Linked DNA regions of Homo sapiens: region 1 is linked to region 2. A link is a loop called in an ENCODE intact Hi-C map of the cell type or tissue named here. Cell type or tissue: dorsolateral prefrontal cortex. All regions are shown on one strand. Links, peaks and the distances in the headings refer to the core of each region. The heading gives the core; the rest is flanking DNA. Region 1 overlaps MOB3B (MOB kinase activator 3B). Region 2 overlaps MOB3B (MOB kinase activator 3B).

The links. Peaks named below come from ENCODE experiments on the same cell type or tissue, not always from the same donor. Only the 100,000 strongest peaks of a DNase experiment are listed, where the experiment ranks them.
Region 1: it touches region 2 in a loop (5-fold over the local background); 11 of 110 quality-filtered maps call a loop at or near these places.

Annotation. Positions count from the first base shown.
Region 1 is chr9:27,427,471-27,431,864 of GRCh38, reverse strand. The region is part of intron 2 of MOB3B (MOB kinase activator 3B); the gene reads left to right. Among named protein-coding and RNA genes, the nearest start is that of IFNK, 95 kb to the left of the region's middle. In dorsolateral prefrontal cortex, for the core only: no CTCF peak of the experiment used is centred there; a DNase peak (open chromatin) is centred at 2,204; H3K27ac peaks cover 4,000 bases.
Region 2 is chr9:27,351,519-27,355,912 of GRCh38, reverse strand. The region is part of intron 3 of MOB3B (MOB kinase activator 3B); the gene reads left to right. Among named protein-coding and RNA genes, the nearest start is that of EQTN, 57 kb to the right of the region's middle. RefSeq lists an enhancer at 1,320-2,301. In dorsolateral prefrontal cortex, for the core only: CTCF peaks have their summits at 1,880 and 2,082; a DNase peak (open chromatin) is centred at 1,882; H3K4me3 peaks cover 1,133 bases; H3K27ac peaks cover 4,000 bases.

The DNA of each region.
Region 1 (4,394 bases), core at 293-4,292, 76 kb before region 2:
TACAATTTTTAATGGGAAAAGCATGACTTTACTGACCTTTTCTGAACAAATAAATTTACTTAAGTCTGCTTGTGTCATTTGGAAAAGAATGTTCTTTCTCTTCTTCTCTGGGACTGCCTCCAGTGTTTTGCATTTCAGAATCCCAGAAGTTCCCAGCTTCACACATCCCCAGTCACCTGACTCCACAACTTTAAAAGCAGACTGGAAGGGGACCTGAAAGAAGATAGAGTGGAGACACAGAGTTCTGTGGCTGTCAGTCATCAGTGTTGTACCTTGGTCTCAAGGAATATTTACATCACTGGTCCTCATGTTATCTCCATAGTAGTTGATTCTTGCTGCCACTTAAGGTCAAGCTCTCCCTCCCAAGAAAGGCTTTGTCTTTCTAGAAGATGCCTAAGGCTGTCCTTTTTGTGGGATTGGACTCCCTCTGAATCTTGTGAAGAAATATCCAAGAAGATTCATCTGTCTCCTTCCCTGTCTCCATTTTTTTCGTGGCTCTCCTTTCAAATATGGTAATTAAGTCACTAGGCCTGTTTGGAAGGAGATCAGGAGTTAGCTTTAACAACTAAAATAAAACCACATGTTACATCTCTAGTTAAGTGAGGAATATGTTTGTTTAACTTTTGTTTCTTTGGATACAATTCATGAGGTTTATTTATTTTTAAATTGTAGGGTGATCTAGCTTCTCCTCCTTTGAGAATATAAAGAATACTGTTTTAAGGGTAGAAAATCATTTTTAAAATGAGAATTTATCTTTAAAATAATTGAATTTTTCCCAATACAGAAGGCATTTTTTCTAACTCTGCACAAAATCGCAGTCATTTACAAGTGGAGGAACCTGTTTTAAAAAATGTCTAAATTAGCATTGGCCAAATTCTTGGGGCTTTAAAGTCTCAGGTGAAATCTGATCTTTGACTGGGATTTTTTTTTTTTTTTCCCAAGCAGGCAGGATGGCAGCTTAACAAACTGTGGAACAGAATCCCATGGGGTTAATGATCTGAACGGGAGGGTTTAGAAGGTTAATGTCACGGTGGTAAGAACCAGGAGTTGTTGCGCCTACTTTCACAGAAAATACTTTAAAATAACCACCAATAAAATCCTCACTAAGAATCCAGATGAGTGGCCAAATGAGCTTTTGTGTTTCACGATGACCTGTTTTAGGAATTTTTCATCTCCTTTGAATTCCGCCTGGACGAATTCTTCTTTTACCTTGGCTTTAACTTTTCAGTTAACTATAAAAAATATGGTGTGATGTTATTGATGCAGACACACTATTTTAGTGGTTTCAAACCTTTTTATATTTTTCAAACAAAAAAAAGACTTAGAACCTTAAATGAAATAAGTAAAATTGGTTCTGCGTTGGCTGCAGTAGTGGGTGAAAGGCTCAGAGTCCGCACTCCTACCCTCCCCGCCTGGTCCTCCAAGATGAGGTAGCTTCCTTTGCTCAGGAAGCAGAACCCTAAAGCTTTGAGGAGCACAATTTGAAAACCATGGCTCCATAGCACTTGCCACTTATGATTGCCTTTGGGGCCTGCTTTCCTCTTTGTGGGAGTCAGAAATGAATCAAAGACCATGAGAGGCTGCCGGAGAGCACCATCCCTGCAGCACAGGAAAGAAAAGCCTGGGGCTCGGTTGCCAATCCCTTGTGGCCTCAGCAGTTCCTCTAAGCTTCCCTAATTGTACTAAAAAGGTGTGCCTGGCAGAGGATGTGGAGAATGAAAGTACCAGGTCAAGGAGTAGTGATGTCACCTTAAATCCAGAGAGATTGATCAGACAGGGTGAAATGTTTAAGCAACAGCTCTGGGAAGCCCTTAGAAGGCAAGTGGCACCCTCAGCAGACCATCAGGGAACTCTGTTGGAGCAAAGGGCCTCCATAGAACTTCGTTGCATTCGCTCCTGAGCTGCAGGCACTGATCTGTCTGCCTCAGACACTAACTTAGATCTTCTAACCCTCAGCACATCCTTGCTCCTCCTCTCTGATACCTAGTTTCAGAGTAACCATTAGAGACACCATCTGTGCTTTTACCTGGTGATAGTGCTTATCCTTTGAGGGGCAACCTTGAAACTCAGTATTATGGAACTTCCAAGTTCGTGACCTTGAATGGTAACTTTGAAACTAGGCAATCTTCCACCAGCACCACTGGTGGGCTGGCCCAAGCTCTCCGTCTATGCAACAGCCACAGCATCCATCTGAGTACTCCTTTTCCCAGATTCTCAGTCTCCAGTGCCCAGCCCAGCTTCCTCCTCCTGCCACTAACTGACACAGTGAACTAAGACACAGTAAGACAATGAGCCATTGTCTTAGTTCTAGTTTCTCTGTTTGTTTCCTCTGTTTAATTGTTTTAGAATCTATTTTTCTCTTAGCTATTTATCATTTTGAATTGCTCTGAGTGTGATTAGAATATTTTTAGGATGGTTTTGTCCCCTTTCTTTTCCTTTCTATGACTTCTGAGATCAGATTTCAGCTGTTGTCTGTGTGAGACACTATTATTGCTCATTCTGCATATACTACCTCCCTGATGGAGATATTTCCAAATATCACACTTTTCCATGTGGGGCTATGCAGCTGGCTGGTTTGTTTTGATGGCCATATTTCATTGGGCTTTCCAAGTGGTTCATCTTAGAGCATTATTGAGAGTTGTAAAGCCAACCAAGACCTCTTAGTTGAAGTGGGTGTAATAGGGTGTTCCTACGATTTATGAGAAGCTCTAGAAGTTTAACTCTGGGCCTTTCCCTTTATGTCATGTCATTTGTAGCACTGACCTAAAATCAGGGTGTCTCCTAAAGACTTATGGGGGTTACATATAGATTGAACCATTTTGAATTTCTAAAGTATGTATGAGTCAAGAACCAAAATTTGAGGGTGATCAGAATGTCATGTTTATTTTCCTTAGTTTAACATATCTGAGTATAGTCCCTGTTCCACCAGGTGGTGGGAAAGCCAGCTTAGACATTATTCAGGCTTTGTACCCTTCCTCAGACTTTGGTAAAGCTTCCAGGACTTAACTCAGTGCCAAAATACAAAGCAACCCACCCAGTCCCTTATCTACATGGGTTACCATTGTTCCAGCCCACATGGTCCCCTTGAGCATGCAGCATTTGTGCTAATCTTAGAGCACAGGCATCTTTGGCAGAGCTGGGAGCCATGGCACCTGCCATCCAGCCATTTTAGATATGCCCTGCAGCTATCACCTTTGTTGAGTGGCCATCTTCCCTGGCAATAAGTCATGTCAATAAATTATCCTAAAATAACTTCCTTCTGTTTAGGCTTTGGACCGCAATGAATGGAAACTCAACATTTTTACTTTGTTTTACCTTTGGCCTCTACCACGTCTTATTTCTCCACACAGAACAAACTCATCTCTTTCTAGACAACTCCTATTCATCCTTTGGGTCTCAGCTGTAATATCAGGGACTAAGTTAGAGGTACCCCTGTGAACACCCTATCTCCCCAACCGCTTTCTTACTACGTTGTACTTCAGGCATGATTTGCATCAGCATTACCTGGGAAATTGTTAAAAATGCAGAACTTTGGCCTCTGCCTGAGATCATATTGCTGAAACAAATTCTGCATTTTAACAATTTCCCTAGGTGGTCTCTGTGCACATTCCAGTGTGAGAAGCACAGATATACTAGATCATGAGCTCCTTGATCACAAGGACATTATTTTTTCATCACCATGTTGTTTTGATATGCCTAGTCCATAGCAGCCCCTCAGTAAATAGCTGCTGAATGCATGGATAGCCTGTAATAAACATGTAGACCAAACATTCAGCTTGCAGTGGCTGCTGTTAGAGAAGGGATTATGCCTAAAGTGTGACCCAGGAGGTACTAAACTGGAACAAACTGGGGATGGAAGTAGGTTGGTCACCGCTCAGTGAAACCAGAAGTATTGGGTTGGGTTCAGGCTAGGTAGCCAGGCCCACAGGTGTAAAAACCAACTTAATAGGCAAGATAGGGCCAGGTGGGCTTGGTTGGAGGGACTGCTGGAGAGCCTGACCTAGGAGGGAGGGAAGCAAAGGCCTCACCAAAGAGGCAGAAGAGAGGATAAGGAAACCTCTGTGAGGGCTCCTGAAGGGCATGATGGGAAATAAATTTGAACAGGAAGACTGAAATTCCAAAGGCATTCATTTCCCATTCAGTATTGAAACACAGATTCCAACTAGATCAAAGACAAGGCAAAAAATATGAATAGAATCTTTATTGTTCTGCACATTCCTTTTTTTTATTTGAACTAGGGGAAGATGAGCCACAAAAAAACAATGGAGTAAATCCATCTCTCGAGTTTGTTAGAAAATCTGAGATTTATTAGTGCCTTCTATGTACCTACTTATCCCAGAGGCATGACTACCTGGGCTGACATTAAGGCACTACTAGAGTAACTGGAGCAGAGA
Region 2 (4,394 bases), core at 226-4,225:
CAAGTCAACACATTTTTATTTGATTTGCATATATTGATACTCTATATATACAACTCAAGTTGCTCAGATATTCTATGTGCATAAAAAATCTATGCTCTCGAGGCAGGCAGATCACGAGGTCAGGAGATCGAGACCATCCTGGCTAACACGGTGAAACCCCGTCTCTACGAAAAATACAAAAAAAAATTAGCCAGGCACGGTGGCGGGTGCCTGTAGTCCCAGCCACTCGGGAGGCTGAGGCAGGAGAATGGCGTGAACCCGGGAGGCAGAGCTTGCAGTGAGCCGAGATCACGCCACTGCAGTCCGGCCTGGGCAAAAGAGCGAGACTCCGTCTCAAAAAAAAAAAAAAAGAAGAAAAAGAAAAAAACTATGCTCTCAAGAAATTTACAATACAGTCTGAAAAATATAAAATAATAAATGTCACCCATTTTTGACCCTCAAAGGATGATGAAGGAGTCAGGCATTTGGCTTCACATTCTAGTTGTACATTTTTTAGAATTGAATGCAGCTGGGGCCAGAAGGGCAGCATTTGTCCAGCCAGTTTCCCTTAGAACATTGGCATTCCCAGAGTTCCCACGCCACCGGTGGGACATTCTTGGTGTCATGCCTTGGGATTCCACAGTATGGAACTCTGAGACCCCCCCACCACCTCATCTTTCCCTCTGCCTTGCCTCCACCATGCACAGCCACACATCTCTTTGTTGCTTTTGTCTCACGTGGACTGAGTATCTACCACACAGGTTGTGCTGAGGATCCATGCAGCACCCTACTGGGGTAGGAGAGTCAGTATCATACAGTGCCTAAGAAAAGTCTTAGACTCTGTGGGTTCCAACCCTGGACCCTGCATTTACTAACGTGCAAACTTGAGCAAGATATATGGCTTTTCAAAGCTTCATTTTCCTCATCCATAGCATGGGTATAATAATAAGAGTTATAAAAATTAAATGGGTTAGTCACGTGGAAGTGCTTAAGAAATGTTAGCTAAGTGAGACAATGACTGTAACAGTAGCTGGGCTGTAGTTAGTGGATGTTCCTGAATTCTGTCTTCCCTAGCTCCCATGACCTCTTTTCTGTCTTAACGATTGATTCCCTAGGTAGACTCCTAGCAAATGTAGTTAATTGTATTTGTATCAGTCACTCCCATGGGATTGTCAACTCTTTGAGGGCTGGGAATATAAAGGACATATTCCTGCATTGCTTAGGGTTCCTGGTACCTAATAAATGCTTAATATGTTTTTGAATTGGGGAGAGTACTTTAAGGATGATGCACCTCCATTCAAAGGGATTACACACTGGTCACTCTCTTCAATACGCCCCTTATCTCAGAACATGCATGCAGACCTCCACTTACCCATTTCCATGTTGGGACTAATGCTTCATCCTGTCAGATTAGCAATAGACATTAAAAGCAAAATAAGACAGAGAGCAGGGATGCATCATAAGCTTTAGGTCTCACAGAGAAAGACGAGGCCTCAACTCTTAGTCATTCTCTGTTCCAAATTCCAGATAGATCACCCAGGAAATCTTGAATCCTCTCACACTGCTTTTGTGCCCTGGTGTGTCAGGCAAAGGATAACCAACCCTCTCTGTTTTAGCAGTGAAATTCTCATGTCCTAGGAAAACTCTTGGTGTCTGTCAAACTAGGACGGTTGGTCACCCTATCAGGCCTCTGAGTGGGAATACAGTTTGGAATTCAGAAGCTGGGAAGAGGTCACCCTGGCTAGCCTGGTGAAGACCAGCACATCCATCCACCCCCAGAGCTTGCCTCATGGCTCCCATTGGGACCTGCTGTTCAGCCGCTATGGCTGGCAGCCTGGGAACCCAGGCAAACACATGCCATTTCACTTGGTCTCCAGCAGGGAGGGGGAGCCTGGCACACTGACACAGACACAGACGTGACAGATCATCCATTGCTCATGTAAATGCAACAGCTGAAGATAACTTGAACTGAAGCAAGTTCCTTGTTGGAGGAAACAGCCCAAATGATGCTGATAATTAGAAAATGGGCCAGGCCCTGATTGAATAAGCAGGCTGCTGTTGGCCCTTGGCTGCCAGGGAGTCAGCTGACACAATTAAGCTAATCAGAATTATCATTAGCAAGCACGAATAGCCCGCAGTGTTTTGTTGGCCTTTCACTGAAAACAAAAGCAGACTCAGAGAGGGCTGTTAGCAATGCAGTAGTTGTGAATGAAGAGCTGATTAGGGCAGGGGGAGGACAGAGATTCGTGAGGTGGGGAGGACAGACAGGAGGGGACTTGTTTACCCTAATGCACCTGCTAACCCCTGGGTGACCTTGGTCCAGGACCTTCTCATTCTCTCTCCAAGGCTCCATTTTCTTGTTTCTAACAATGAAAGTGATTATACCACCACCTACCTTGTAGAGCTGCTGCTGTGAAAACCAATGTTACCACAGAGCTGTTCTGTTACCTTATAGCAGGGTGCTTGGACCATAGGGGTTTCTCAGGAGTCCACACACACACACGTGCATCAGAATCTCCTGGAGGAAGTACTTCATAAGTACATTCTTGGGCCTCACCCCAGATACACTAAATCAGAATTATTAAGATTAGTGCCTAGTACCAAGCACCCTCAGTCTGCATCTCAAACTTTAATGTGCATGTGAATCACCAGGGATCTTGCTGAAATGCAAGTTCTGATTCAGTACATCTGAGAGGAGGAGACTCGAGAATGTTCATTTTGCTCCCAGATGATATCGATGCTGCTGGTTCCCAGACCACACGTTGAGGGAAAAGACCCTAGATGACAATTACCCTCAAATGTGAGAATTACCATTTTTAGCACTTCATCTCTTCTCCTCTAGGATTGGGAGTTAGCTCAGTGGGGTGGGGAAGTAAAGCAAAAAGGAGAAAAATCTGAAGATCAGTGTTTGCCAAGAGAGCTCCTCAAAATGCCAGTCCTGAGTGATGGTCAGTGAAAACAGACTTCCTTCTGTGGTCAAATGAGTTTACAAAATACTACATCGTCTCCACCCTTGAAGATTTACAGTGTACAATAGCATATCAAAGCCTTTGAGAAGGTATCCAGTAAAGAAACTTGTTCAATTTTGTGTAGCCCGCCCAATTTAACTGCATTTGGCTACTGGACTTTTTTCTTTTGCTATCACTCATTGACATCTTAGAGATATCATGATCCATGGAACACACTCTGGGCAGCACTGCTCATCTTTGTGATGTGATGTGTCTCTAGATTTTTCTATTTTCCTCATGCCTCCACCCTGGCCTCAAACCACACAGCCACCACTGCCGCATGGAGAGGGAGGTGGGAAGGAAGTGAAACTCCATATGGGAGGGCTTCACACACACACAGGAAGTGCAGTCCTTTTCATTGTTGCTCCTCATCCTCCCACATCATCATATGACAGACACCCCTTCGTGGAATTCTTACCATGTGCATGACGCACAAGCATTTTCAAGAAATAATTAATAACTTCATTTCTTCAGTTCCAGATAATCTGTTAGTTCCTCTTGACATATATTATTTCATCTCCTCACACTTGTTACTTTTTTTTTTTTTTTTTTTTGAGACAGGGTCTCACTCTGTCACCCAGGCTGGTGTGATCATGGCTCACTGCATCCTCTAGCCTCCTGGGCTCAAGTGATCCTCCCACCTCAGCCTCCTAAGTAGCTGGGGCTACAAACACATGTCACCACACCTGGCTAATTTTTAAATTTTTTGTAGAGACAGGGTCTCACTACGTTTCCCAGGCTGGTCTGGAACTCCTGAGCTCAAGTGATCCTTCTGCCTTGACCTCCCAAAGTGCTGGGATTACAGATGGTACCTGGCCAGACTTGTTACTATTATTTCCAGCAGATGTGATGGGCAGTTTCTCAACATCTGAACCACATTCCTCTCCATCCCTTATCACTGCCATTTTGTCACACCAAAGTGCATGTCCCACCCCCAGTGTGTAGGTGCCTCTTGGCTAATGATTGAGATTTATGGTAGGCTCTACCACCAAAACTATCCTCTAAAAACGGGTGCTTTTTAGAACAATTTGAAGACCAAAGATTTGGAAAGCCTTGTCTCATAAAGGCCCAGCCACAAGCCTATCCAGGCCCCAGAATACACTGACCTCATGTTGCCCTAAGAGGTAGCCAGGCCACACATACACTTCTCTCAGAGTTGCTTGGGTGAGTGCAGCAGCCAAGGTTGGCCTGCAATGGTAAGATCAAGTCAGGACTGTGAAAAGAAGCAGAACCTCTCGCATGAGCCAGAGCTACTCCCTAAAGTAGCCAGCAATGAAGAGCCATTGTGGGGCTTTTGAAAGGACCTTTTCTTTTGAAACATCATCTGTACAGAGGCCTCTGGGTTGCTTCTTGTCAGGCGGCTTCCTTGGCCTTCAGCCAGAAGGCTTGATGTGGACTCAGCCATTA